Regions from separate parts of the Homo sapiens genome. Here region 1 is linked to region 2. Evidence: read pairs that join two places in POLR2A ChIA-PET (ENCODE). Cell type or tissue: OCI-LY7. All regions are shown on one strand. Each heading gives the region's core, and the rest is flanking DNA. Links, peaks and the distances in the headings are about the cores only. Region 1 overlaps FGD4 (FYVE, RhoGEF and PH domain containing 4). Region 2 overlaps FGD4 (FYVE, RhoGEF and PH domain containing 4).

What was found. Peaks named below come from ENCODE experiments on the same cell type or tissue, not always from the same donor. Only the 100,000 strongest peaks of a DNase experiment are listed, where the experiment ranks them.
Region 1: POLR2A ChIA-PET joins it to region 2 with 12 read pairs; 3 of 35 experiments call an interaction of 5 or more read pairs at or near these places.

The regions. Positions count from the first base shown.
Region 1 is chr12:32,407,577-32,423,158 of GRCh38, forward strand. All of the region lies in intron 1 of FGD4 (FYVE, RhoGEF and PH domain containing 4), which reads left to right. Among named protein-coding and RNA genes, the nearest start is that of FGD4, 16 kb to the left of the region's middle. RefSeq lists enhancers at 3,007-3,607, 11,643-12,629. In OCI-LY7, for the core only: no CTCF peak of the experiment used is centred there; no DNase peak of the experiment used is centred there.
Region 2 is chr12:32,551,832-32,567,413 of GRCh38, forward strand. It overlaps FGD4 (FYVE, RhoGEF and PH domain containing 4), which reads left to right. Exons shown (of 17, transcript NM_001370298.3): 2 at 12,306-12,458. Among named protein-coding and RNA genes, the nearest start is that of DNM1L, 120 kb to the right of the region's middle. RefSeq lists enhancers at 11,149-11,833, 14,799-15,300. In OCI-LY7, for the core only: CTCF peaks have their summits at 7,220, 8,877 and 9,077; DNase peaks (open chromatin) are centred at 7,300 and 8,900; H3K4me3 peaks cover 2,254 bases; H3K27ac peaks cover 3,766 bases.

The sequences.
Region 1 (15,582 bases), core at 4,074-12,073, 140 kb before region 2:
TTGTCCCTCAATACATAATCTGGGCCCTCTGCACTTTCTGGCATACTTTTTGCTCATTTCTGTTTGACTCCTCATTGCACTTTTTCTATCTGTTACAGGTCTTTCCTACTTTGTTCTTTTGTCTCAACTCCACCCTCTCCCTCTTGAAGTAGACCTGAATTTGTGCCGATACACAATTTTTATCAGACTGGGGTATCTGAGGTGAGCTCAACCGACCTGTCACTTCAGACTTGGTTTATAGACTCCTTTATTGCAGCCCTCTCCTTTTTACTAATCTGGCAGATAAACCCAGTCCTCAGAGACATTTCTCCTCTGTTACCTTCCATGGTTTGCCCCTTTACTCTCATTTATAGGCTATTTTTTCCCCTCCTCACCCCCAATGAGGTAATCCTAGACTTTATTTATTTATTTATTTATTTATTTATTTATTTATTTAGTTTTGATAAAGAGCCTTGCTTTGTCGCCCAGGCTGGAGTGCGATGGTGCCATCTTGGCTCACTGCAAATTTCACCTCCCAGGTTCAAACGATTCCCCTGCCTCAGCCTCCTCAATAGCTGGGATTACAGGCCACACCATCATGTCCAGCCAATTTTTTTTTTTTTTTTTTTTGAGACAGAATTTCGCTCTCGTTGCCCAAGCTGTAGTGCAATGGTGCAATCTCGGCTCACTGCAATCTCTGCCTCCCGGGTTCAAGCAATTCTCCTGCCTCAGCCTCCCGAGTAGCTGGGATTACAGGCATGTGCCACCATACCTGGCTAATTCTGTATTTTTAGTAGAGACGGGGTTTCCCCATGTTGGTCAGGCTTGTCTTAACTCTCAACCTCAGGTGATCCGCCCACCACGGCCTCACATAGTGCTGGGTTGACAGGTGTGAGCCACCGCGCCTAGCCTAATTTTTGTATTTTTAATAGAGATGGGGTTTCGCCTTGTTGGCCAGACTAGTTTTGAATTCCTAGCTTCAAGTGATCCACCTGCCTCGACCTCACCATCCTAGATTTTAAACCTTGAAATTTTCTAGAGCTGCCTCCCAGTGACTTTAACTTACTGTGTGGATCTGCCTTGCTGCCCTCACTTCTTCATCTTCTCACCCCGTCCTCACCACTTCCTTGTCTTCTTTTGGACTGGCTTGTGTTTACAACATTGGATTAGCAGTTGTAAGGTCAGCAATGAATTCCCAAATAGCATTCAGCACCTATTTTCAGCCCTTCTTAATTTTTCTGTGACATTTGTACCTTTTTAAAGCTCTTTTCTTGGTTCTGATGACCTGAGATATCTTGATTTTCCTACCTCATTGGTTCTTCAACTTTCTTCCTCTGGCTTTGCCATTTTCTCCTTTCTCCTCGTCTTCATTGGGGGTCCCATCTGCCCTCTGGGAAGGTTCAGCAGAGGGTATCTATACCTACTCCGCGTTTTCAAGGGCCTGCTTAATGAATATAAATGCTCCAAGGGCACCAAATCACAATTTCTTTTTACATTGCAATCCAGCCCCTTCTCCTGACTTTCCTTGGCAATTTTACTAACCTAGCTCTTGTTTGGCTTCAAATTCTGTTTTAAAATGGAATCTACCTGCTACCCAATGAGCTACCAGTTCTTATCAGTTTTCCTTCATTTCACATTGAATGTTTTTGCCTTATTTTTGGCCTATTTCTCAACAATAGTGTTGCTATTCATTCTATATAACTCTTTCCTCCCCCCAGTAATTTTTCTTTTTTTTCTTTTTTTTTTTTTTGAGTTGAAGTCTCACTCTTGTCCCCCAAGCTGGAGTGCAATGGTGCGATCTCCGCTCCCTGCAACCTCCGCCTCCCAGGTTCAAGTGATTCTCCTGCCTCAGCCTCCCAAGTAGGTAGGACTACAGGCGCCTGCCACCACACCTGGTTAATTTTTCTATTTTTAGTAGAGACGGGGTTTCACTGTTGGCCAGGCTGGTCTCAAACTCCTGACCTCAGGTGATCCGCCTGCCTCGGCTTTCCAAAGTGCTGGGATTACAGGTGTAAGCCACTGTGCCCAGCCTCCCCCCAGTAATTTTTCTTAAATCTGAGTATGGATCATATCTTTGCCATAGTCAAAAACCTTCCATGTCTCCCCAGCTGCCTGTTACTGATGTCTGTGATGGGATCCAGAAATAATTGCCTTAGTGATTGATTGTTGGTTAAACCTTACCAGTAACCCCTGGAATAGGTATATCTTTTAAAATCCACACAAATATTTAGTCTTATTTGAACTATGAAAGCTAGACTAGTCATGCATTGATCACACTTTAGAAGTTGTGTGTATGTTTGTTTTCAGGAATATATTTGGCATCATTTGGTCCAGTCGCAGTAGCTCACATCTGTAAAACCAGCAGTTTGGGTGGCCACATTGGGAGGATTGCTTGAGTTTAGGAGTTCAAAATCAGCCTGGGTAACGTAGTGAAACCTTGTCTTGTCTCTCAAAAAAAAAAAAAAAAAAAGTCAAGAAATTTGCCAGTATGGACCTGGTGCGGTGGCTCACGCCTATAATCCCAGCACTTTGGGAGGCCGAAGCAGGTGGATCATGAGGTCAGGAGATTGAGACCATCCTGGTTAACAGGGTGAAACCCCATCTCTACTAAAAATACAAAAAATTAGCCGGGTCTGGTGGCGGGCGCCTGCAGTCCCAGCTACTCGGGAGGCTGAGGCAGGAGAATGGCGTGAACCTGGGAGGTGGAGCTTGCAGTGAGCCGAGATTGTGCCACTGCACTCCAGCCTGGGCGACACAGCGAGATTCCGTCTCAAAAAAAAAAAAATTGCCAGTATGGCCCGTAGTCTTAGCTACTCAGGAGGGTGAGGTGGGAGGATTGCTGAAGTCCCAAAGGGCGAGGCTGAGGCTGCAGTGACCTGTGATCACACCACTGTATTCCAGCCTGGGCAATGGAATGAGACTGTGTCTCAAAAAGAAAAAAAAAAAGAAATTGGCATCATTTGCAGGGCATTGTCTTGAATTTGTCATCGGTTCTTGAATTGCAGTTGACAGTGTAGGCATTAGCACCAGCAAGTGTTCTGGGAGCCCACAGTCAACTTTGTATTATTGCCTCACTTAAGCGAGAATAGAGTGAAAACAAACCCAGTTGCTGTGCCCGTCGCACATGCACATCCGTTCATTGGAATTAAACTGTCAGCCTTCATCAACTGCAGTGTCTGTGGAAACCAGGGAGCTACCACAGTTCTGGGAACCGCACTGAGCCTCAGTGCAACTTTGAACAAAATGCCAAATGTCCACCCTGCTCTGCAAGGCTGGGGTTGTCCCCTGGAGCCTCTGACAGGGTTTTGTTTTAGGCCACATGTTAATAATAGTCTTAAAAAGCACAATGACTTTACAATGAACTCTTTTTTTTTTCTTTTTTTTTTTTTTTTTGAGATAGAGTCTCACTCTGTCGCCCAGGCTGGAGTGCAGTGGTGAGATATCGGATCACTGCAGCCTCCGCCTCCCAGGTTCCAGCGATTCTCTTGCCTCAGCCTCCTGTGTAGCTGGGATTACAGGCGCGCCACCACGCCCGGCTAATTTTTGTATTTTTAGTAGAGACGGGGTTTTACCAGGTTGGCCAGACTGGTCTCGAACTCCTGACCTCAGTCAATCCACCCGGCTCAGCCTCCCAAAGTGCTAGGATTACAGGTGTGAGCCACTGCGCCCGGCCGCTCATTTGTATTTTTAAAACATGTGGGTGGGACGCGGTGGCTCAAGCCTGTAATCCCTGCACTTTGGGAGGCCGAGGCGGACGGATCACGACGTCAGGAGTTGAGACCAGCCTGACCAACATGGTGAAACCCCCTCTCTACTAAAAATACAAAAGTTAGCCGGGCGTGGTGGCACACGCCTGTAATCCCAGCTACACAGGAGGCTGAGGCAGGAGAATTGCTTGAACCCGAGAGGCAGAGGTTGCGGTGAGGCGAGATCGCGCCGCCACACTCCAGCCTGGGCGACAGAGCAAGACTCCGTCTCACAACAGCAACAACAACAACAAACACATGCTAGGAGGTGAAAAGTCAGCATGTGGAACCATATAAATTATAAGATACCCCAAATTGAAGAATACTGAGGGGTCATTGCTTACCATTTCAAGTACAATGCGGTATAAAAATCAACTCAAAAAGGCATACTGGTTGAGTGCAGTGGCTTACGCCTGTAATCCCAGCACTTTGGGAGGCGAAGGTGGGCAAATTATCTGAGGTCAGGAGTTCTAGACCAGCCTGACCAACATGGTGAAATCCTGTCTTTACTAAAAGTACAAAAATTCACAGGGTGTGGTGGCGGGCGCCTGCAGTCCCGGCTGCTCGGGAGGCTGAGGCAGGAGAATCTCTTGAACCCAGGAGGTGGAGGTTGCAGTGAACCGAGATTGCGCCACTGAACTCCAGACTGGGCGACAGAGCGAGACTCCATCTCAAAAGAAAAAAAAAGGCACATAGAGAAAAAGCATACAGATTTATTAACGTGCACACGTGAGAATCACAGAATGATTGCCCAGTATCCCAATGGGGCCCAAATACTTACATAATCTTATTTCAGAGGGGAAGAGGAGATAGGGAATATTGGTATTCTGCTGAGTAATAATTGATTACTGTGGAGAATGAATGGATGAGGGAACAGAGACTGATGTGTAAATGATTCTCTTTGGAAATGGAGTGATCCCGAGAGGCAGACGTTATTTTGTAGAAAGATCTGATTAGGTCTGGTTACATTCTTGGTCATCTTTTCTGCAGTAGATTGTGAGATAATGGAGAGAAGGAAAAAGTATTGTTTTTGTTGGGTCTATCTGGTGTTTATGTAGACAGAGGAAAAATCTATTCCTAATACCTGTTGATTTTTAAGGGCTTTTAATTCAAAATACTCATTATCTCAGGAGGCTGTGTTTTGGGGTGGAAATTCCTTGCGCTCCTTCAATTGGAAGTTATGAAATTGTTATAGGCTGGGTATGGTGGCCCACACCTGTGTTCCAGCACTTTGGGAGACCTAGGTGGAAGGATTGCTTGAACCCAGAAGTTCAGGACCCGGCTGGGCAATAGGGAGTCCCCTTTTTGTTTTGTTGTTGTTGTTTTGAGATGGAGTCTCGCGCCATCGCCAGGCTGGAGTGCATTGGCGCGATGTCAGCTCACTGCAACCTCCGCCTCCTGGGTTCAAGCGATCCTCCTGCCTCAGTCTCCACCACACCCATCTAATTTTTTGTATTTTTTGTAGAGACGAGGTTTCACCATGTTGGCCAGGATGGTCTCAATCTCTAGACCTCGTGATCTGCCTGCCTCAGCCTCCTAAAGTTCTGGGATTACAGGCATGAGCCACCGCGCCTGTCCAGAGACCCCTTTTCTAGAAATTTTTTTTTTTTTTTTTTTTTTTTTAATTAGCCAGCCATGGTGGTGCATGCCTGTGGTCCCAACTACTCAGGGGACTGAAGTGGGAGGATTGCTTGAGTTTGGGAAATCAAGGCTGCAGTGGAGCCATAATTGCGCCACTGCACTCCAGCCTGGGTGACAGAGTAAGACTCTGTCTCCAAAAAAAAATTTTTTTTAAATTATAGCCAATTTGATTAAAAATAATTACCAACAGGGTGGGGGCTAGGGGAGGGATAGCTTTAGGAGAAATACCTAATGTAGATGATGGTTTGATAAGTGCAGCAAACCACCATAGCACATGTATACCTTTGTAACAAACCTGCACGTTCTGCACGTGTATCCCAGAACTTAAAGTATATATAAAAAAAATTACCAAAAACCTATTTATAGAAAAAAAAACTTTTAACAAAATGATCTTCGTTTACTCTGCAGAAAGTTGGCTAACATGTAACATTTACGTGCTGTGTAAATTATGCCGTCATATTAATGTGCTGTGTAAATTATGCTGTCATATTAATGACTTACCAGTATGTTAGCAGTATTGGTAATTTTCATCCTAGAAAGGGGAATATAATGCATAATTTTAATACCACTGTTGTGTCTAAGAGAAGCGTTCAGAGGAAGGCACACTTTGGACTGTGCTGCATGCATCTTTGGGGAAAACTGAACATGTAATTTGTGCCCTCAAGGTCATCTGGGAGCTTGTGTGTACTGGCTTATGCATCTGGTGGGAGCAGCAGCCTGCTGACACAATCTGGAAGTCTCCCTAAAATGTATAAAACCAAGTTATAATCCAACCACCTTGGGCGTGCTTTCTCTGGACCTCTGGAGACTGTACTTCGGACCATGGTCACTTATGTTTGGCTCAGAATAAACCTTAAATATTTTACAGAATTTGCTTTTTTTTGTCAACAGGATTGAAGGCAATTGTATTCTTTGGGGGTCCAGTTTCTAGGTAGATGAAGGAACTACAGAGAACAGCCTCATCTTGTACTTTTGGACAGAAAGATAACTGAGAGATAGGGGAGCGAAGGTCAGAGAGACCTTGAGGATACTTTTTTTTTTTTTTTTTGAGACGGAGTCTTGTTCTGTCACCAGGCTGGAGTGCAATGGCATGATCTTGGCTCACCGCAACCTCCACTTCCTGGGTTCAAGGGATTCTCCTGCCTCAGCCTCCTGAGTAGCTGGGATTACAGGCGCCCACCAGCACACCCAGCTAATTTTTATATTTTTAGTAGAGACAGTGTTTCACCATGTTAACCAAGCTGGTCTCAAATTCCTGACCTCAGGTGATCCACCTGCCTCGACCTCCCAAAGTGTTGGGATTATAGGCGTGTGCCACCGCACCCAGCCTACTTCTTTTTTTTTTAAAAAATTATTTATTTATTTTTGTGGGTATAGAGTTGGTGTATATATTTATGGGGTATATGAGGTACTTTGATACAGGCATGCAACGGGTAATAATCACATCGTGGAAAATGGGGTAACCATCCTGTGAAGCATTCATCCTTGTGTTACAATCCAATTACACTCTTTTAGTTATAAAATGTCCAATTAAATTATTGACTATAGTCACCCTGTTGTGCTATCAAGTACTAAGTCTTACTTATTCTTTCTATTTTTTTTTGTACTCATTAATCATCCCCATTTCCCCTCCTCCCCAGCTGCACTTCCCAGCCTCTGGTAATCATTCTTCTACTATCTCCATGAGTTCAGTTTTGATTTTTTTAGCACCCACAAATAAGTGAGAACATGCAAAGTTTGTCTTTCTGTGACTGACCTATTTCACTTAGCATAATGACTTCTGGTTCCATCCATGCTGTTGCAAATGATATTTATTGATATTTTGTATTTTATTCATTTCAAATGTATTTATTTCTGCTCTGATCTTTATTGTTTGTTCTAATTTTGGGTTCGGTTTGCTCTTGCTCTTCTAGTTCTTTAAGATGAATGTTAGGTTATTTATTTGAAGTTTTTCTTCTTTTTGATGTAGGCCCTCATAGGTGTAAATTTCCTTCTTAGTACTGCTTTCACTGTATCTCATAGATTTTGGTAGTTGTGTTTCCATTATTATTGTTTCAATAAATTTTTCAATTTCCTTCATAATGTTTTCATTGACCCACTGTTCATTCAGGAGCATATTATTTAACTTCCATGCGTTTGTATATGTTCCAAAATTCCTCTTGTTATTTATTTGTAGCTTTATTTCATTGTGGTCAGAGAAGATGCTTGCTATTATTTCAGTTTTTTTTGAATGTTTTAAGACTTGTTTTGTGACCTAACATGTCATCTGTCCTTGAGGATGATCCATATGCTCAGGAGGATGTTCTGTAGCCATTGGATGAAATGTTTCATAAATACTTATTAGGTTCATTTGTTCTATTCTGCAGATTAAGTCTGATATTTCCTTGTTTATTTTCTGTCTAGAAGATCTGTCCAATGCTGAAAGTAGGATTTAGATGTCTCCAGCTATTACTGTATTGGGATCTGTCTCTCTTTTTTTTTTTTTTTTTTTTTTTTTTGAGACAGAGTCTCCCTGTGTCACCCAGGCTGGAGTGCTGTGGCACAGTCTCGGCTCACTGCAAGCTCCGTCTCCTGGGTTCACGCCATTCTCCTGCCTCAGCCTCCTGAGTAGCTGGGACTACAGGCACCTGCCACCACGCCTGGCTAATTTATTGTATTTTTAGTAGAGACGGGTTTCACCGTATTAGCCAGGATTGTCTTGATCTCCTGACCTCGTGATCTGCCCGCATTGGCCTCCCAAATGCGGAGCCACCAGGCGTGAGCCACCGCGCCCAGCCTCTTTCTTTAGCTCTTAATAATATTTCCTTTATATCTGGGTGTTACATCCTCTTGCTGAATGGACCCCTTTATCATTATATAGTGACGTTATATGTGTTTTCTTACAGTTTTTCTCTTGAAACCTATTTCATCTGATATAAGTATAGCTACTCCTGCTCTTTTTTTGTTTTCATTGGCATGAAATATCTTTTTCCATTCATTTATTTTCAGTCTATTTGTATCTTTATAAATGAAGTGTGTTTCTTTTAGGCAACAGCTCATTGGGCCTTGCATTTTTATCCATTCAGCCTCTCCATGTCTTTGTGTTGTGTGTCACCCAGGCCGAAGTGCAGTGGTTCAATCTCAGCTCACTGCAACTTCTGCCTCCTGGGCTCAAGTGATCCTTTTCTTCAGCCTTCCAAGTAAAGTAGCTGGGACTACAGGTGTATGCCACCATGCCCAGCTAATTTTTGTATTTTTTGTAAAGACAGGGTTTCCCTGTGTTGCCCAGGCTGGTCTTGAACTCCCGTGCTCAAGCAATCTGCTCACCTTGGCTTCCCAAAGTGCTGGGATTACAGGTGTGAGCGACTGTACCTGGCCAACTGTATGTCTTTTGATTAGAGAGTTTAGTTGATTTACAATCAGTGTTATTATTGGTAGGTAAGCACTACTCCTACCATTTTATTTGTCTTCTGGTTGTTTTTTGGTCTTCTCTTCTTTCTTTCCTTCTTTCCTGTCTTCCTTTTAGTGAAGATGATTTTCTCCAATGTTACGCTTTAATTTCTTTTTATTTTTTGGGTGTCCATTGTACGTTGGACATGCACACAATGGACACACATAAAACACAACAATTAGTATTCGGTTTGCAAATACTATCTCGTAACCCATTATTTTAAATGGATGACAACACTGATTGCAGAAATAAACAAGCAAAAAAGAAAATGAATAAAACTATATACTTTAACTTTCTCCTCCCCTTTTAACTTTTGTTTCTTTTTATGTCTTATTGCACTGTCTATATCTTGAAAAGTTGTAGTTATTATTTCTGATGGGTTCATGGTTTAGTCTTTCTACTTAAGAGTATTTCACACACCAAAAATTGCCATGTTATATTCCTGTTTTTCTGTGTGCCATTACCAGTGAGTTTTGTACCTTCAGATGATTTCTTATTGCTCATTAACGTCCTTTTCTTTTTCTTTTTCTTTTTTTTTTTTTGAGATGGAGTCTTGCTCTGTCACCCAGGTTGGAGTGCAATGGCACAATCTCGGCTCACTGCAACCTCCGCCTCCTGGGTTCAAGCAATTCTCCTGCGTCAGCCTCCTGAGTAGCTGGGACTACAGGCGCATGCCACCACGTCTGCTAATTTTTGTATTTTTAGTAGAGATGAGGTTTCATCATGTTGGTCAGGCTGGTCTCAAACGCCTGACCTCGTGATCCACCCACCTCGTCCTCCCAAAGTGTTGGAATTACGGGCATGAGCCACCGCGCCTGGCCTAACGTCCTTTTCTTTCTGATTGAAGTACCATTTAGCATTTTTTGTAGGACAGGTCTGGTGTTGACAAAATCTCTCAGCTTTTGTTTGTCTGGGAAAGTCTTTATTTCTCCTTCAAGCTTAAAGGATATTTTTGCTGGATACACTATTCTAGGGTAAATTTTTTTTTTCTTCCGCATTTTAAATATGTCATGCCTGTAAGGTCTCCTGGCCTGTAAGGTTTCCACTGAAAAGTGCTAGATGTATTGGAGCTCCATTATATGTTATTTATTTATTTATTTTCTGAGACAGAGTCTCACTCTGTCACCCAGGCTGGAGTACAATGGTGCGATCTTGGCTCACTGCAACCTCTGCCTCCCAGGTTAAAGTGATTCTCATGCCTCAGCCTCCTGAGTATCTGGGATTACAGGTACATGTCACCATGTCTGGCTAATTTTTGTATTTTTAGTAGAGATAGGATTTCCTCATGTTGACCAGGCTGGTCTCCAACGCCAGGCTTACTAATTCTTTCTTCTGCTTGATCTGTTCTGCTAATAAGAGACTCTGATGCATTCTTCAGTATGCCAATTCCATTTTTAGTTTCTGCATAATTCTTTTTAGTTATTTCAGTCTCTTTGTTACATTTATCTGATAGAATTATCAATTCCTTCTCTGTGTTATCTTCAATTTCTTTGAGTTTCCTTACCACAGCTCTTTTGAATTCTTTGTCTGAAAGGTCACATATCTCTGTTTTTTTCCAGGAATGGTCCCTGGTGTCTTAGTTCTTTTTTTTTTTTTTTTTTTGAGACAGAGTCTCGCTCTGTCGCCCAGGCTGGAGTGCAGTGGCACAATCTCGGCTCATTGCAAGCTCCACCTCCTGGGTTCACGCCATTCTCCTGCCTCAGCCTCCCGAGTAGCTGGGACTACAGGCGCCCGCCACCACGCCCGGCTAATTTTTTGTATTTTTAGTAGAGACGGGGTTTCGCTGTGTTAGCCAGGATGGTCTTGATCTCCTGACCTCGTGATCCGCCCGCCTCTGCCTCCCAAAGTGCTGGGATTACAGGCGTGAGCCACCGCGCCTGGCCCTGGTGCCTTAGTTCTTTGGGCGAGGTCATGTTTTCCTGGATGGTCTTCATCCTTGTAGATATTTGTCTATGTCTGGGCATTGAAGAGTTAGGTATTTATTGTAGTCTTCACTGTCTGGGTTTGTGCCCATCCTTCTTGGAAAGGCTTTTCAGGTATTTGAGGGGATGTGGGCCCAAACTGAATAACTCTGTGGTTCTTGCCGACTTATAGAGGTACCACCTTGATGATCTTAGATAAGATCTGGAAGAATTCTCTGGATTACCAAGCAGAGACTCTTGTTCTCTTCCTTTATTTTCTCCCAAACAAATGGAGTCTCTCTCTGTGCTAAACCACCTGGACCTTGGGGGGTGGGGTGTCACCAGCACACCGTGGCCACCACAACTGGGACTGTACCGGTTCAGACCCGAAGCCAGGATAGCACTCGATCTTGCCCAAGGCCCGGTGTAACCACTACCTGGCTACCACCTAAGTTTACTCCAGGCCCTAGGACTCTGCAGTCAGCAGGTGGCAAAGCCAGCCAGGTTTGTGCCCTTCCCTCCAGGGTGGTGAGTTCCCCTAGGCCCCAGATTGGTTCATAGATGCTGTCTGAGAACACCAGGGATTGAAGTCAAAACCTTAGATATTTACCTGGTGTTTTGTTCTACTGTGGTTAAGGTGGCACGTGACCCACAAGACAAGTTGCTTCCCACTCTTCCCTCCCCTTTCCACGGGCAGAAGATCCTCTCCCTGTGGCTGCCATCACCACTGGCTTATGGGGGGGTTCTGCCAGGCCATCACTGATACTTAAAGCCTAAGGGCTCTTCCGTCAGCTTGTGACCAATGCTGCCAGCTCTGGGACTCACCTTTTGGCTCAGGGCAGGTCCAGAAATGCTGACCAAGAGCCTAGGCCTGGACTCAGTGACCTCAGAAGTCTGCTTGTTGCTCTACCCTCTGTAGCTGAGCTAATACCTGAGGTGCAAGACAGAGAGTCTCCTTTATTTTCCCCCTGCTTTTCTCAAACAGGAGTCTTTCACTGTAGCCCTCACAGCTGGGAATGTGCTGGGTCACACCTGAAGCCAGCATGTCTCAGAGCCCAGTGCCTATGGTATACTACCTGGATAGTGCTGTTGATAATTCAGGGCCTTGGCGCTCTTTAGTCAGCAGGGGGTAAATCCTGCCAGGTTTCCTCTGTGACAGGGCAGCACTGAGTTAAGTTAAAGTGCCCCAGTCACTGCATTCTCCCTCTACTAAATGCACAGATTTCTCCCCACCACGCAGCCACTGCTGGGGATGGGGGAGGCATGGCAGAAGCACTCCCTTAGTCACCCTGGCTGGTGTCTTAGTAGGTTGTGTGCCTCCTACTCTAGTCCACTGGCTCTGGGCCCAGCTTAGCACTAGGGCTTGCCTAGGAATTGCAGTCCTTGTGGCCTAACCTGCCCCTCAAGACCACTTAGGGCCCCAGAGCACTCTGGCCTGTGGTTGTGAGGCTTGTGGGAACTCAAGCTCTGACTGCTATGGTGGGTGATTTCCCTCTGGCTAAGGCCAGTCCAAATGCTCCTTCCGTGGTTAGATGTCATCTGAGTGCAGCCTGGTTCTGCTTATCACTGACAGGGCAGCACTGAGTTCAAAGCAAAGCCTCCCAACTGCTGTGCTGTCCATCTCCCAAAAGCACAAAATCTGCACGTGTGGCCACTGCTGGGAGAAGGGGGAGGGCTGGCATTGGCACTTCAAGACTGTCTTTCCTATTCTCTTCAATGTCTCTTTCAGTGATATGAAATTAAAACCAGCTACTGTGAATGCTCACCTGATTTTTGGTTATTTGAGATGGCTGCCTTTTGTATGTAGTTAGTTGTTAAAATTTGATGTTCCTCCTGGGGGTGAGGGGGGTGACAAACAGTGTAGGCTTCTTCTATTCCATCATCTTGCTCTGCCCCTGTGGCTGCTGCCTTAGTTCAGCATGCCAAAGTGCCGTATTTTGGGGTATTGTTTTCATGCCCTAACAGTTCCTTGTGGCAGCTTTTGTGTATCTCTAATCTAATGCTTGTCTCATTGGATCATGTTTGTTTACAAGGATCTAGCACCTACTACAAGTTACTGCCCTAGGTGCAAGCTCTTCCGGGCATGTCTTTCCGTTCCCTTTCAATCCCTCTGGCTTAGCCCTTGCCTCCCTAGCCCCTTCCAAAACTGCCTTTTATTGCTGACCACTTTCCTCAGTCTTTCCTTCTGTGCTGTCTTGAGCAACCCCAGTTTTATGTTTAGAAAATTCCCTAAAACCTGAATTTCAACACAGACCCACACAGTTTTCTGCATGAAGCCTGGCTTTCTCCCACATTACTGATTCCCTGGTGACACTCAAGTGACGGTTGTTCATCTTTTATGACCCACATATCTCCTGGTTGGGACCTGAGGTCAGCCCTCTTCTAGCTTTCCCTGACTAGAAAAAATTCCTCCTGCTTTCACTGTTGTCAGTCACCTCAATTTCTTCACCAAACTTCTTGTTTTTGCTCTGTGTCTGCCCTATAGCCCCTAATTCTGTAGTCATCCATTGCTCCTCAAGGGCCTCTCAAAGTCCATTCAGGGGCTCAATAGATATTGAATAAACAGAAGAACCCCAAACTAGTTGGTACATTTTGGTTCAATGTAATAATTATTTTTTACTTTTTATTTTTTTAAAGAGACAGGGTCTCCACTCTTTCACCTGGACTGGAGTATGGTGGCATGATCATAGCTCACTGCAACCTCGAACTCCTGGGCTCAAGTGATCCTTCTGCCTTGGCCTCTCAAAGTACTGGGATTTACCAGCATTAGCCACCATGCCCAACCAAACATAAGAATTTTCTACCAACACTGTCAGAAAGTGGAATTAGGGTTCTGCAGTGATCATGAGTTTCTTAATAATGAGGGATATTCAAGGAGAGGCTAGATGACTTAGTGGCTTTGCTATAGAGGAGATGGAATGCCAGATGTAACTCTTTCTGACCTGTAATCCCAGCTTGCAAACTAAATAACATCAGTGGTACTCAGCTTTCCTTGTGTGTCTACACCATTCATATACTCGCATCAGCAATGTGTAGCAATTTTGTGCTGGGGTGTATTAGAGAATAGTATACTTTTTGTTCTCTTTGAGTATTCATGGACTGGACTTTCTTTATGTCCCTTTTAGTTTAACAGTTCCAATTTTCTTGGCATCCTTTCTGATGTTGTCGTAGGGCCTTATTTCAAGAGCATGCTGGTCTGTAGGATCTGGCTGCTCCTCCACTGAAAGCCCCCAGAATGCTTTGTTACATTGTCAGGAATTTCTGTATTTCTTTTATCTTGTAGCTTTCTCTATCATATCCCATTTCCACTGTCCTCTCTTCTTTCACAGCCATTTTCTTCCTCTTTCTTTGCTCATTGTTTTTTCATTATTAGGACTTGGCTTTTTAGGTCAAGACTCCTGATAAAAGGACTCCTTTCTTCTGCTGTTGCCTTACCAGTCACATATGTGGTGCTGTCTCTAGTGGGCTTTGCTTTAAAAGCAAAAAACAAAAAACCAACAACAACAAAAGCAAAACAAAAGCAGCTATGCATGTTTAGAAACTGGATTTTAGTTCACAGCTTGTATAGAAAAAGATGAGACTATAGGCCGGGCGCAGTGGCTCACGTCTATAATCCCAGCACTTTGGGAGGCTGAGGCAGGCGGATCATGAGGTCAGGAGATCGAGACCATCCTGGCCAACGCGGTGAAACCCTGTCTCTACTAAAAAAAAATACAAAATATTAGCCGGGTGTGGTGGCGGGCACCTGTAGTCCCAGCTACTCGGGAGGCTGAGGCAGGAGAATGGCGTGAACCCGGGAGGCTGAGCTTGCAGTGAGCCGAAATCATGCCACTACACTCCAGTGTGGGCGACAGAATGAGACTCTGTCTCAAAAAAAAAAAAAGAAAAAGATGAGACTATAAAACATCTGATGCTTGGAATATTGCTGTTACTGTTTTCCATCTCTTAATCTATTTCATTCAATCTAAAATGTGCATTTTTTTTTCACATTGAAGCATCTCAAATTGGGAGCTGCTTTTTTTTTTTTTTTTTTTTTTTTTTTTGAGACAGAGTCTCGCTTTGTCACCCAGGCTGGAGTGCAGTGGTGGGATCTCGGTTCACTACAAGCTCCGCTTCCCGAGTTCACGCCATTCTCCTGCCTCAGCCTCCCAAGTAGCTGGGACTACAGGCGCCCGCCACCATGCCTGGCTAATTTTTTGTATTTTTAGTAGAGATGGGGTTTCACCATGTTAGCCAGGATGGTCTCGATCTCCTGACGTTGTGATCCACCCGCCTCAGCCTCCCAAATTGGGAGCTTCTTAAATTGGCAGTATTTTAAAAATTATGTGACATTGAAATGTAGATTGGCCTAAATTTTAAAATGTAGTTGCACAGTATTTACTGCCTCTAGATAATAGTTTATTAAATACTCTCCCAGACTATATAACTGAGAAAATACACTAACAAATTCCCCTCCCCCTTTTCTAAATTAAAAACATAGTATATATGAATATCATTTTCATATATCTTGCTACTTCCTTAGCCTTCTTAATTATAAACTTGAGTCAGCTATTATTTACTGAGTACTTACATTTTAGATGCTGTTCTAAGTGCTCCACATGTATAAACTTGCTTAGTCATCACGAGTGGGAACTATTACCCTCATCGTACAGAAGAGGAAGCAGAAGCCCATAAAGTTTAAATACTTTCTCCAAGTTCACATGGCTAGTAGGTGGGGGAGTGACGATTTAAACCCCTGCTCTTAATCTCTGTACTTTTCTGTCTGATGTAAATTTCTTATTGCCCTTTTTTTAATATCACTGAACTTGAGGATATTGTTTATCTTTAGCAATGGAAAAATCATTTCCTCCTGATATTCTTTATCCAGTTTGTCTAAAGTCTAAAA
Region 2 (15,582 bases), core at 3,860-11,859:
AACTATTATGAATCTTAGGCTCTGGCGAAAAAATGTGATCGTTTAAAAATTCGGCATTTATCTTATCCTGTGGAATGGGCAACTTCTCAGGCCCATTTGTCACCACCAACAAAGCAGTAACACGAGGTGTTTTAATAAATCTGTTGCCCAGTCTCTTCCATATTGCTATGCTTAGCTGTAAAAGAAGGGACCAAGAAATGGGTGTTAAGCTGAATTGGAAACAATTTTCAGATAAAGCACAGCAGTCTGCGAACCTCCTCCAGCTCAAGATGGTGTCAACTAGAATTGCCTTTTGTAAGCAGGCAGAAAGAGACACATGTACTTGATTGTGGTTTCTCTTTACTCCCACTTTCCACTCTGGTCATCCCTGTAGACACAGAGTAATTTGTGTACTGTAAATAGCTAGATCTTTCTGTAATCTTTATTTGTTTCTTTGTTTGTTTTTTGAGATGGAGTCTCACACTGTCGCCCAGGCTGGAGTGCAGTGGCTCAATCTCGGCTCACTGCAACCTCCACCTCCTAGGTTCAAGCGATTCTCCTGCTTCAGCCTCCTGAGTAGCTGGGATTACAGGCGCCCGCCGCCATGCCCGACTAATTTTTGCATTTTTTTTTTTTTTTTTTTTTTTTTGTAGTAGAGACAATGTTTCACCATGTTGGCTAGGCTTCTCTCGAACTCCTGACCTCAGGTGATCCGCCTGCCTTGGCCTCTCAAAGTGCTGGGATTACAGGCGTGAACCACCACTCTCGGCTTTAACCAACATTCTTAGTTGAACACAGCAGAAAGGGAAACCTCCATTAGTACATGGAACTCGGGCAGTAGTGAGGGCAAATATGAGGGAGAGCTGCCTTCCTGTTGCAGTGGTAAGTTCAGTCTCTACCTAAGAAAACAGCATGCCAAGGTACAGCAGAGCACACTGGCCAGCTCCAATGCAAGAGTCATCATGGAGTGTACCTTTTTTTTTTTTGACAGAGTTTCGCTCTTGTTGCCTAGGCTGGAGTGCAATGGCGCGATCTTGGCTCACCGCAACCTCCACCTCCTGGGTTCAAGCGATTCTCCTACCTCAGCCTCTTGAGTAGCTGGGATTACAGGCATGCGCCACCACGCCTGGCTAATTTTTTTTTTTTTTTTTTTTTGTATTTTTAGTAGAGACAGGGTTTCTCCATGTTGGTCAGGCTGGTCTCAAACTCCCTACCTCAGGTGATCCACCCGCCTCGGCCTCCCAAAGTGCTGGGATTACAAGCATGAGCCACTGCACCTGGCCGGAGTATGCACTTTTAACATGTCTATGCAGGGACACATGTCCTCTAACAACAAATGGCCATCCCGAGAGTGGTGGAGCAGAGTGTTGGACCTCTGGAGCCCAAATTTTTATTGTAGCAATACACAGTCTTCTTATAACAGGCACTGTGGCCATGGGTCTTATCAGCTCCTATTCAAAATTGGAATTAGGACAAGTATAGCAGGTTGTGTTCTAACAGAATTCTAACTTTTAAGGTGCCACAGACAATAATATTCTTTAGAAATCTTAGTGTTATCCTTTTTATCCTTTCAGGGTAGCAAACAAAAGGCACTCAGTAAATAATTATGGAGTATAATTTGGGGAAAACAAAATATTTCTAGTCTGAAAATTATTGTTTTAAAAATTATTTTTGTCTTGAGAGGCTGTACATTTCTGTCAACTGCGTGGCCACATTGTTGATATGCTTAAGAAAGATAACAGTCAAAGTTGCCTTTTTACACTTTGTATTTGTGCTCATCCAACCATGAGACCTTTAAAAATATTGAATATCTGTAGTTATCTCCCTTCAAGTCTTATTTTGAGTTTATATTACCTTTGAACTCAAAAGATCTCAAGCCATTTGCTTTACCTGACAGTATGACATTCTTTAATTTTAGGTAGCATTGTATGATGAGTCTCAAATATTGGCAGCCTATAATGCATATAAGTTAGTGATCCTAGTAAATGTAAATAAAATAATAAACAGAAACATGCTGGGCATGGTGGCTTATGCCTGTAATTCCGTAACTTTGGGAGGCTGAGGCAGGAGGATTGCTTCACACCAGGAGTTAGAGACCAGCTTGGGCAACAGAAACCCCAATTTTTAAAAAATCAGCTGAACGTGGTGGTGCATGCCTGTAGTCACAGCTACTCAGGAGGCTGAGGTGGGAGGATCACTTGAGCTCAGATTGAGGCTGCAGTGAGTTGTGAGTGCACCTCAGTCTAGGTGGCAGAGTGAGGTCCTGTCTCAAAAACATAATGATAAATGAAAATAATAACAGAAACATTCAGTCAATAACTGGGATTTTTTTTTACTGTTACTATTTTTTATCAAGACAAACATCTGGAGAGTTCTACAATTCCAGATGCTTACCAATCTGCTTCTGGGTTGTGAAAAAATTATTTGGGTATGTATAGCTTTTAACTTTTTTTTTGTTTGTTTTAACTGAATATTGAGGATTTTGGTAGAATAACTTTGAATGTTTTGGATTTTAGATTTAAATGGAAATATCAAATTTTATATAGGTTGGGCTCTAGATATTTCCATATTGTCAGAATTTAGAAAACATCTTTTATGAAATAGAAACTAAGAATTTTGGCAAACAGAGAAAGTTGCCCAAGGTCTCCAGAATTCATTTGTTTGACAAATACATATTGAGCATCTACCCTGTGACAGGTGGTATTCCTGGGATTTGTCAGGAGCACAATTGCTGCCTTCCTGGAGCTTACATTCTAACCAGGGAAAACTGACAATAAACAATAAAAAAAGTAAGTAAATAATGTAGTTTGTTAGAAAGCCATAGGTGCTACAGAAAAAAATAAACTATAAAGTAGGGGTCGGACTAGCAATAAAACTAAATAGTGTGGTCAGGGTAGTCCATGTGGACAAGATGCAATTTGAGCCAAGATTTAAAAAAGATAAAGCAATTAGCCTCAAAATAATCGGGGGGAAGAACTTTCCAGCACCAAGTAGTTTGCTCGGCCTGTTGGAGGAATAGCAAGGAGCCAGTGTGCCTGGAATGGAATGCCCAAGGGGCAATAGTGGCCATAAGGTAAAAGTGGTAATGGGGCTAAGGCCAGATCCTATAGAGCTTACAAACTACTGCAAAGAACTTGAGATTTTACTCTCAGTAGAATGTGGATCCATTGGAGAATTTTAAGCACAGGATCTGACTTGGGTTTTAAAAGGGTCTCTCTGGTCCTGGTTTGACAATATGGACTGCACTGGGAACAAGGGAAGGAGCAGGGGTCTTACTGCTGTAATTCAGTTAAAAATTATGGTAGTTTAGGCTGGAATAGTAGCACCAGAGATAGTGCTAGATGGTAAAATCTGGAAATATTTTGAAAGTAGAGCCACCAGGATTTCCTGGTGAATAGGATGTAGAGTATGAGAGAAAAAGAGGATTTGGGGTGTTTCCAAGGTTTTAGCCTGTGCATAAATGGAGTTATTACTATTGATTCAGAGAAAACCTTAAGGCAGCTACTTTTAGATAAGAGTTGGGTGATGAGGGGTTCAGATATGAATCTGTTGATAGTGAGATGGCTCTTAGACATACTGGGGAAGATGCTGGTAGGCAACTGCATGTGTAAATCTGGAGACGGGTGAGGTCTGCAGTAGAGATTTAAGTGTAGGATAATCTCAACATGTGGAAGGCATGGAAGTGTGGGTGCAAGTGGGAGACGAGAACCAAGCACTAATCCAAGTGCACTTCAATATTTAATTTTAAGAGACAAGGTCTTTTTTTTTTTTTTTTTTTCGAGATGGAGTCTCGCTCTGTCACCCAGGCTGAAGTGCAGTGGCGCCATCTCGGCTCACTGCAAGCTCCGCCTCCCGGTTTCACGCCATTCTCCTGCCTCAGCCTCCCGAGTAGCTGGGACCACAGGCGCCCACCACCACGCCCGGCTAATTTTTGTATTTTTGGTAGAGACGGGGTTTCACCGTGTTAGCCAGGATGGTCTCGATCTCCTGACCTCATGATTCACCTGCCTCAGCCTCCCAAAGTGCTAGGATTACAGGCGTGAGCCACTGCGCCCAGCCGAGACAAGGTCTTTCACTCTGTTACAGCTGGAGCACAGTGGTGCAATCACAGGTCACTGCAATCTCAAACTCCTGGGCTCAAGTAATCTTCCCAAGTAGCTAAGACTATAGGTGTGCACCACCATGCCCAGCTAATTTTTTTTTTTACTTTTTGTAGAGATAGTGTCTTGCTGTGTTGCCGAAGCTAGTCTCAAACTCTTATCTTAAGCAGTCCTCTCTCCGTGGCGTCCCTAAGTGCTGGGATTACAGGCATGAGCCATCATGCCTGGCCAGGCACTTTAATTTTAAAGAGCCTTTAATATGGTTTCTTGCCATGTCAGAGATAAGAACAGCTTAATATTTCTTGACTTTTCCTTGGTTAAACAAGGGGTATGCTTTAAAATTTTTTTTAATTTTAATTGTGGTAAAAGGTACTTAAAATTTGCCATCATAGCCATTTTTAAATGTACATTTCACTGTCATTAAATACATTCACCACTATCATCCACAGAACTCTTCATCTTGCAAAACTGAATTCTGCACCCACTAAACAATAACTCCCTTTTCTTCTTCCTCCCAGGTCCTCAAAACCTTCATTCCATTTTCTGTTTCTATGATTTTAAAGTGGAATTATACAGTATTTCTCTTTTTGTAACTGGCTTATTTCACTTAGCATTATGTATGTCCTCAAGATTCATCCATGCTGTAGCATATGATAGAATTTCCTGCTGGGCGCAGTGGCTCACACCTGTAATCCCAGCACTTTGGGAGGCCAAGGTGGGTGGATCACCTGAAGTCAGGAGTTCGAGACCAGCCTGGCCGACGTGGTGAAACCCTGTCTCTACTAAAAAATACAAAAATTAGCTGCACATGGTGGTGGGCGACACAGCCTCCCAAAGTGTTGGGATTACAGGTGTGAGCTGCTGCGCCAGGCCTGCTTCTACTCTTTGACTATTGTGAATTAATGCTGCTGTGAACATGGATGTACAAATGTAAGGGATATGTTTTTGTTTTTTGTTTTTAAGATGGAGTCTCACTCTGTCACCTAGGCTGGTGTGCAGTGGCACAGTCTTGGCTCACTGCAACCTCCGCCTCCCGGATTCAAGCAATTCTCCCACCTCAGTCTCCTGAGTAGCTGAGATTACAGGTACCCACCATCATGACCAGCTACTTTTTGTATTTTTAGTAGAAACTGGGTTTCACCATGTTTCCCAGGCTGGTCTTGAACTCCTGACCTCAGGTGATCTGCCCGCCTCACCCTCCCAAAGTGTTGGGATTACAGGCCTGCGCCACGATGCCCAGCAGGGATATGCTTTTTTAAAAGTCTCTGTGATATGTATACTTGGTGACTTTCATAGATTTTTAAAAATATAAGTGATATATAAATACATTTTTATTATAAAAGATTTAAATGATATAGCTGTTAACAGACCAAAATATGAAAATTCTCATTCATTCTCTCACCTCACCTCCATCTGCAATTCCCAAAGTTACATTTGGTGTGCTATCTTCCCTCTCTTTCAGTACATTTCTATACATTTGTCTATAACTTATTCTTTTTAAAAACTGAGATATTATACATATTCTACAGTTTAATAATGTCTTGGAGACCTCTCAATTATTTATATTTTGGAAATATTCCCAGTCTGCTGCATATGTTCTATAGTGTTATATTTACCTTTACATGTACAGGGCTATTACTGTAGATTAGAGTCCTAGAAGTGCATGCAGTTCCTAGGTCCAAGGAACTTTCTTTAACTCTTCATCAGATTTTCTTTTTGAAGAACCTTTGTGGCTTGATAATTATGTTTCTAGAAAATTTATTATTCAGGTTTAGAAGTTTGGGGAGCTGTTTGAAATAACACTCAAATAAATTTCCTGGCTATGGATTTGTTCCCCATAGCAAGAGAGTTGTAAACTATGAGTTTTATAACCTTAATGTCTTTTTTTTAAAAAAGGCAATTGATCTCTTAATCTAGGTGTTTTAGCTAGCATATGGGAGATGTAATCTGCAATCTATGGGACAAATGGGGGAGTTTTGGGAGTTATGATAGAAGACTGTTGAAAAATGTTTTATAATAATGTTTTACAGTAGAGAAACCTGGTAGATGCCACCTCATCAGCCGACCAGGGTTAACATCACATGATAATCATATTGCTATCATGCAGTGATATTAATATAATAAAGTGAGATGGGTGCATTGCCTCTGTGATATTCTTACCCCAAACCCATAACCACAGTCTCATAATGAGAAAATAACAGAAACCCAATTTGAGGGACATTCCACAAAATACCTGACCATGTTCTTCAAAAGTGCTATGGTGCCAAAAGTCATGCAAGACAAATCTAAGTAATTCTCACAGGTTGTAGTACACTAAGGAGACAGTGAAAACTAAATGCAAATAAAGTGGTTTTTGGTTTTTTAAAGTATGTTTATCCTTATGGACAATATGCTCCCATAAAGATCGTCTACCCTAGAAAACTGTGTCTTCCCTCTTAAATCCAAGAGATGCTTGTCCCAAAGGGTGGACCCCATTGAGATCTCCTGGGCTAGAGACCCAGTGCATGGATGGATGAGACAGTATAAGCAAGACCGTATAAAGCTGTGATCTGAGCTCATGGACACTGTGGTAAGAGGTCAGGCTCGAAGAATCAGAGAACTGAGTGGATTTTGCAATGGATAGCCAAAGAGAGGGTCCAAACTTAAAATGCGAAACAATAATTCAAGAATGATTTGGTAAAATGTAATATAACAGCCTATAACAGAGTCTAGCAAATAGTAGCCAAAAGTCACCCTAACCAATCGTAGGGCATATCTACCACACAAAAGTGTGACTTAGCGCATGACTGTTTAAATGCCAAAAAAGACAGATAAAGGAAAGTTAAGCCATAGTGGCAACCTCTGCAGTTGGAACGAGGGAGCTATATCAGTCAACAGTGAGGCTAATTGAGAATATTTGAGGTTGGCGTATGTCTAGGGATTCCTATAGGAGATACAACCCAGCAAGCATAGGTCAGCAACCCAAGGTCAGAGTACAAAATGGGTTAATACTAAAAAGTGGTTAAAAAGATGACCAGTCCTCAAGAGGAGATAGTATTTAAATCGGATACCTCTCCTTCCCCATGCTAACTAACATACTGTAATTTGTTATGGCTGTTTCTAAGGTAACTGTTTATAATTATAAATCAGCCCTACTGGTTCTTCTTGATATTGTAATTTGCAATCAAAGAACCTCTAGAGTTAATGTAAAACTTCTTGAATGAGAGACCATCTGGTTACAATTTTGGTTTCAATTCCCTGTTAGGCAACTGACACCCAAATAAGGACTGTTTCCAAATATGAGTAGGCTAAGTCAGTCATAAACAAACAAAAAGTTTCAGTTTTTGTTGCTATTATCCAAGATGTTAGCAGATGAAGTGTTTAATGAAAGGGTGCTTCTTTTAGGCAAACTTCTTTTACCATGATTTGTTTAACCTATACCAGTGGTCCGTACATTTTTTTCCTGTAAAGGGCCAAATAATTATTAATAGTATTTTTAGCCTTGCAGCCACGTATGATCTCTATGTATTTGTCATTGCCTTTTTGTTTTTTTAAACAAATGTTTAAAAATGTAAATGTTCTCTGTGTCCTTCACCATGTTTTCATGCTTTGTGATAGTGGCTGAAATTTAGAGACTTGTTTTAATAAACAATGTTCTGAAATGTTGATCTAATTGCCTCTGGCAAAAGATGTGTAATCATGACTTTGATGAACTTATTTTAAAAATAGATGCACAGTTGATCTCTTATTGCACGCATTTTGGCACATTCGTGGGAGATATTCTCTGTAAACATGACACTTGCGAAACCTACCATACCCTGAAAGTTTGCTGTCTAGAAATTAAGTGCCTAGTTTTCATTCAAATTAATATTTAGGTAAGACATGTTTTATTTCTAAATAGACTGTCAAACATTTTTCATATTTTAATGTGTAATGGTGATGACCTTTTTAAAAAGACTCAACGTAATTTGTTTTCTCATTTAACCCATTAACTGCCCCCTTTGTGTAGTATTGTTGCTGCTTTCTCTTATAAATTGATGATGTCTCAGGGTCTCAATTTACAATTACATTAGTTTCTTCCTCTAGTTTGTAGTTGAGCTGTGGCTCTGCACTGTTGGGGCCTGTACAGCCATCCTTCACTAGACCCCGGGAGGTGGCCTTTAGTAGGCTCAAAGGTGGCCTTTAAGCCATTCTTAGTATCACTGTGAAAAAGCATCCAGATTTTCCCCCTGAAAGGCCAAGTGGTTGCATGATGTGTTGTGGATTTTAGGGATATACTTTGCCTATTTCACATACTTTTTTCCAAGAAGATAGATAAGCTTACACATGTAAAGGTTTCAACTGTATTTCTTCTGTTTATAATTTTATTTATTTTGAGATGGTGTCTCGCTCTGTCACTCATTTTGGAGTGCAGCGCAATGGTGTGATCACGGCTCACTGTGGCCTCAAACTCCCAGGTTTAAGCCATCCTCGCACCTCGGCCTTCTAAGTAGCTGGGACTACAGATGTATGCCACCACACCCAGTTAATGTTTTTTGTATTTTTTTGAAGAGACAGGATTTTGCCATGGCTGCCTACCTGGTCTCAAACTCCTGGGCTTAAGTGATCTGCCTGCCTCAGCCTCGCAAAGTGTTGAGATTACGTGAGCCACTGCACCCAGCCTTTTTATAATTTTAATAATAATCTGTCAATCTTTCATTACTTTTGCCTTCTAAATTCTTGTTATATTTTACTAAACAATGCTTAATCTCGCTGATAAACCATTTTAGCAGAAGTATGTCTGATGAGGACCACCCCTGCCTTTTTTTTTCTTTTCTCAGAGTTGCAAGGTCTCCCTCTGTTGACCAGGCTGGAGTGCAGTGGTGTGATTATAGCTCACTGCTTCCTCAACCTCCTGGGCTCAAGAGATCCTCTCACCTCAACCTCCCCAGTAGCTGGGACCACAAGCGCGCACCACCATGCCCAGCTAATTTTTATTTTTTTTAAGTAAAGGCAGGGTCTTATGTTGCCCAGGCTGGTCTCAAATTCCTAGCGTCATTTAATTTCTGTTTTGGTATTGGCTCTGAAAGAACTGTTGAGACAATACTTGGAACTCTTGATATTTTCCAAAATCTGTTTTACCAAGATAAATTTTAAGGAGAGCAACAGAAAATAAAGCAGAAATGTGGTTTCTTTGTTGGGTTTTGTTTTTTTTTTTTTTTTTTTTTTTTTTGAGATGGAGTTTCACTCTTGTTGCCCAGGCTGGAGTGCAATGGTGCGATCTCAGCTCACTGCAACCTCCCCCCATCCTGGGTTCAGGTGATTCTCCTGTCTCACCCTCCTGAGTAGCTAGGATTACAGGCGCCCACCACCACATCTGGCTAATTTTTGTATTTTTAGTAGAGACGGGGTTTTACCATGTTGGCCAGGCTGGTCTTGAACTCCTGACCTCAGGTGATCCACCCGCCTTGGCCTCCCAGAGTGCTGGGATTACAGGCATGAGCCACCGCACCTGGCCCAAATGTGGTTTCTAATCAATATTATTTAATAATGAATTGGATTAAGAATTTTTTGGGTTTTTTTTACTCAATAGAAAGTTGATTGGGTTTTTTAAAAATAGCTTGTTTTCAATAATTAAGGCTTAAAAAAATCTCTGAGTTCTCTTTGAGATATTTGGATTCTATAAAAAATGAAACTCTTTGTTTCTTAACCAAATGATAATTCCTTAAATTGCATTCTTTGATTCAATTATACTGAATTTCCTGGTAGAAATTTTATTTTCTCTGAAGCAGAGTCAGTGGTCTTAATATCACCATGTCAACCAGAAGAGAAGGAAATCTAATATGCATAATAGAGAACACTGACACATGACTTCTTTAAAAGTCTCTGAAATTCAACATATAACTTTTTATACCAGAAAGTGAACAAACATTTAATCCTTCCTCTTCATCTATGTCTCATGATGTATTTGTGTGATTTTAAAGAACATTTTGGAGTTTTTGAGTTCTATATAAATGTGACCATGTTATCTGTATAATCTTGCCATCCTTTCTTTGGAAAACATGGGTCACCGTTAGCGTATGTCATGGATGTTGATGTGGAGTCTGAGTAAGCTAGTGGGCGAGAGGGTGTGTGTGTGGACGTGGGCGCATGTGTGTATTTGTTAGTTTCAAATCGAGCCATTCTTCTAGAGTCTTTAGGTCAGCTGTCACGTTGGGCTTTCCTCCTTTGTTCTTTTGAGTTGCTCTGTGACTAGCCACAGACCCAACACTAAAAAGGAAGGCTTTTAACGGATTAATTCCGTCCTTTCCTTCGCCTACATTGTAGCAGCTGCGTTCTGCCCTTTCTGTGGCCCTGCAAGGAGAGGAGGCCTGTGTATAACAGTCTTCTGTCAACATCCATTATAAGATTCCTAAAGCACATGGAATGAGATAGTTCCCAGGAAAACTCTTTGTCAAGGCCAGCCCATGTGGGAAAAGTGTTTCTATGCTTAGTCTTGTAACTATGACTGTTTTTGTTTTATGGGGTCAGGGGAAATTTAACTTATTTTATTTTTCTTTTTTATTGATCATTCTTGGGTGTTTCTCGCAGAGGGGGATTTGGCAGGGTCATAGGACAATAGTGGAGGGAAGGTCAGCAGATAAACAAGTGAACAAAGGTCTCTGGTTTTCCTAGGCAGAGGACCCTGCGGCCTTCCGCAGTGTTTGTGTCCCTGGGTACTTGAGATTAGGGAGTGGTGATGATTCTTAACGAGCATGCTGCCTTCAAGCTCTGTTTAACAAAGCACATCCTGCACCGCCCTTAATCCATTTAACCCTGAGTGGACACAGCACATGTTTCAGAGAGCACAGGGTTGGGGGTAAAAGGTCACCGATCAACAGGATCCCAAGGCAGAAGAATTTTTCTTAGTACAGAACAAAATGAAAAGTCTCCCATGTCTACTTCTTTCTACACAGACACGGCAACCATCCGACTTCTCAATCTTTTCCCCACCTTTCCCCCCTTTCTATTCCACAAAACCGCCATTGTCATCCCGGCCCGTTCTCAATGAGCTGTTGGGTACACCTCCCAGACGGGGTGGTGGCCGGGCAGAGGGGCTTCTCACATCCCAGTAGGGGCGGCCGGGCAGAGGTGCCCCTCACCTCCCGGACGGGGCGGCTGGCCGGGCGGGGGGCTGACACCCCCACCTCCCTCCCGGACGGGGCGGCTGGCCGGGCGGGGGGCTGACCCCCCCCACCTCCCTCCCGGACGGGACGGCTGGCCTGGCGGGGGCTGACCCCCACCTCCCTCCCGGATGGGGTGGCTGCCGGGCGGAGACGCTCCTCACTTCCCAGAGGGGGTGGCTGCCGGGCAGAGGGGCTCCTCACTTCTCAGACGGGGCGGTTGCCAGGCGGAGGGTCTCCTCACTTCTCAGACGGGGCGGCCGGGCAGAGACGCTCCTCACCTCCCAGACGGGGTCGCGGCCGGGCAGGGGCGCTCCTCACATCCCAGACGGGGTGGCGGGGCAGAGGTGCTCCCCACATCTCAGACGATGGGCGGCCGGGCAGAGACGCTCCTCAGTTCCTAGATGGGATGGCGGCCGGGAAGAGGCACTCCTCACTTCCTAGATGAGATGGCGGCCAGGCAGAGACACTCCTCACTTTCCAGACTGGGCAGCCAGGCAGAGGGGCTCCTCACGTCCCAGACGATGGGCAGCCGGGCAGAGACGCTCCTCACTTCCCAGACGGGGTGGCGGCCGGGCAGAGGCTGCAATCTCGGCACTTTGGGAGGCCAAGGCAGGCGGCTGGGAGGTGGAGGTTGTAGCGAGCCGCGATCACGCCACTGCACTCCAGCCTGGGCACCATTGAGCACTGAGTGAACCAGACTCCATCTGCAATCCCGGCACCTCGGGAGGCCGAGGCTGGCGGATCACTCGCGGTTAGGAGCTGGAGACCAGCCCAGCCAACCCAGCGAAACCCCGTCTCCACCAAAAAAGTACGAAAACCAATCAGGCATGGCGGCGCGGGCATGTAATCGCAGGCACTCGGCAGGCTGAGGCAGGAGAATCAGGCAGGGAGGTTGCAGTGAGCCGAGATGGCAGCAGTACAGTCCAGCTTCGGCTCGGCATCAGAGGGAGACCGTGGAAAGAGAGGGAGACCGTGGAAAGGGGAGAGGGAGAGGGAGGGGGAGGGGGAGGGAGAGGGAGTGGGAGAGGGGAAATTTAACTTATAAGGCAGTATTGTGATATGCCTCCATACTTACCTGCCCTTTCTTTCTGAACTCTTGCAGGCAGCAGTACCTGTCCAAAGATCGCTTTAGTTCCACCTTGCTCCACAAGCAGCACAACCACACTGGTTGGTGAGAATGTATCTGAAGAAGAGGCTCAGGGAATAAATGGGAACAGGCCAGCAAAACACTCAGCTGCAAGTCCAAAGCCACAAGGTATGCTCACTGGGAGTTTGTGTTCGGGGTGGGTACGTTGTTGATCAATGAAGGCTAACCAGAAAAATGATGGCCACAAAGAAAGTGTTTTAAGCTAGAAGGAAGGAATTGGGTACATTATTTTTTAGAGAAGAGTCCATCTGTGCATCTTCTCAGGCAGAGGTTGCTATTTGTTCTGCTCCTGAAACAACATACATTTCTCTATATGGATCTTTTCATGTTGCTGAAATTGTTTGCATGTCATCTTAACGGAACTGTGATCTCTTTATTATGCCTGATCTAGTACAGGGACTTACTGTCTGTGTAATAAATGTGTTTGGAGCTACTGTTAGAAAGAAATGATTTGCTAGATGTCAGTATCTGTAAAACATAATTCTAAAACAGCACTTCGTGTACTTATCAAGCATGTGACTTGAAAATATTAAGGAGGTAGGGCATGAAAACACCTGATAGTAAGGTCTTCCGCAGAAAGGAACAGTAACAGCCCTTCATTCAGGATTGAGTGGCCAGTGAGGGTAAAGAAAAAGCCATAATGGTAGGAAGCTTGAATGATTTTTTTCAGTGACCATTTCCTTTTACAAAGAAATTTCCAGTGAACTGGGTATTAACTTTGAGAAGCACAGAATTATAGTTTTGATGATAGAGAGCAAGGCCTTTTGAAATGGAACACAAAAGCTAAGCTACCCTACAGTTTAATGTGTAGTTTCTTCCTTACAGATTTTCATTTATAGTGAATGCTAAACAGATATGAGAAATAATACTGGGCATTGTCAGAATTACTACAGTTGGGAAAAATCAGTTTCTATTTTTATTTATTTTGTGTTTACTTAGTTCTCTTTCCTGTTCTTGCAAAGAAAAATGTATTCTAGAGCATGCATTATAAAATAAGTGGTGTTATTCCTTAAAGTTGTATGTTTTAAGGATTTCTGAAAGAAAATTTTAGAACGAGTTTAAAATGAATCTTCTAGATTATGGGATATTTGTCTTGTTCTCACTACAATTATATTTGTGGTGGTATGGAATATCACTATCAAGCAAGGTCAGATAATTGATGATTCAGATGAGTAGCCTATTCATGAGCTTACAACCATTTCTTTTGACTACACTGCTCCCTTATAGCATTGACGTGAATATAAACATAGGACTTTTTTTGACCATGATTTAAGCCTTTTTATTTCCAAAATATAAAATTCCATTTCGCCCATTAGACCCGAGTTGACAAAGATCCAGTGTGAGGTAAGAATATTAATAATGAATACAATTGTAGTTGTAATTTTCCTGATCAAAGGAAGAATTTCATTACTTAAAAAGCCTTTATTTTTGGAAGATGCAGTGCAATACTTCGTTGTTTTCCAACGTCAGTGTATTGAGAGATATAAGAGTGTCCTTTCTGAGTTGCATGTGCCAAAATAATCCCCTTTTTAAGTAGACAACACTTAACCTTGCTTTTGCTGTTGTGTAGTTATATTAAAGCCACGATATAGTTATTTAAATACATATTTACTTCCTATGTTAAATATGGGCTAATTATGTATATATACTTTTCTAACTAAAGGGAATATTTGCAGATATTAAATAAATCATGGAGTACTTTATACTTCTTTTTCAAAATACTTTCAGGCAGTGTTTGGCCTTTCCCTGATACCCATGGCTAAAATTTTAACCTCACCTTTCACCCTGCCCTTTTATATTTCCCTATGTTGTAGTCTGTTCAGGCTGCTGTAACAAAATACCATAAATTGGGTAGCTTATAAACAATAGAAATGTAGTTCTCACAGTTTTGTGATCTGAAAGTCCAAGATCAGATTCAGGGTCTGATGAGGGCTTGCTTTCTGGTCCACAGGTGGGTCCAAGATCAGATTCAGAGTGTAATGAGGGCCTGCTTTGTGGTCCATAGATGGCCATCTTTTCACTATAACCTCACAGGGTGGAAGGGGTGAGAGGTCTCTCTGGGGCCTCTTTTCAATGGCACTAATTTGACTAATGAGAGCTCAGTCCTCATGACCTACTCACCTCCCAAAGGCCCCACCTCTTCATATTGTCACCTTGGGAATGAGGATGGCAACATGAATTTTGGGACACAAACAAACACTCAGACCACAGCACTCCGTATGAACTTTATTTTTTCTCATTCATTACAACCTGACCTGCTGTATGTTTTACTCATCAGCTCAGTTTTTTCTGCCTATGTGTCCGCTCACATAGTACATAACCAGTCTTCAATAACACTGCTATATTGCTGCATTTCTTCCCCTTTGTTTCTGCTATTCTTTAAAACTTTGAACATGCGCCATGCAGGGACCAACGTCCCTGAAACGAGGCTACATCTTAGTATTGTCAGATGAGCTGCCACATAGATTGGTCAGTAAGTCAATCAACAGTACCCAGTAATGAGTGTTTCTTACTCTTTAGTGGAGAGAAGCTGATTTTAATTTCTCCTAACATTTGGGTGATGGAGGCAGAGAAGAGAAGGGGGTGTTAATAGGGACCTACTGCATGGACCAAGGAATTATCACCCCCGACACCTTTGTTCCTGCCTCACTGCAAATCCCTTACAAGTTGTGAATGGTGAGGTTGCTGGGACTTCAAGGTCACTATGTGTGTGGTCCTAACAAGGGAAGTGGAGTCAGGCTGGCAGGAGCAGGGGAAAGCAGAAAGAAAAAGCAGATAAACTGTTAAGTCTGCCTTTCTTCCTGGTCCAGGGCGTGTAGCCCTCCTGTGCAAATAACTCACAATCTTCCTGCACTTATCACCAGACACTGTGGCTGATAGAAAAATGAAAGTTAGCTCACTGCAACCTTGGCACTGGCATTATCAGTACTGCATGTAGCCCTCTCCAGCACAAGCACCATCCTATAAAATCCCCAGGAAGCCTTTGTCTCTTTGTAGTCAGCTCCTGTCTTGCTGATCTGCCTGTTGCTTTCTTGCAGTGTTATTTTCATACTTTGTGTAATAAATATGCCTTTCTCTACCTACAACTGTCTTGGTAAATTCCTTTACTGCCAACACCACCAGCCCCGGATAGTTGCTACCCACAACACTATGTTGTTTTAGTTTAATTTAGGACTCTTATTCTAGGTGAGTAGTTCTCAAGCGGAGACAGTTTTGCCCACACTTGCATATC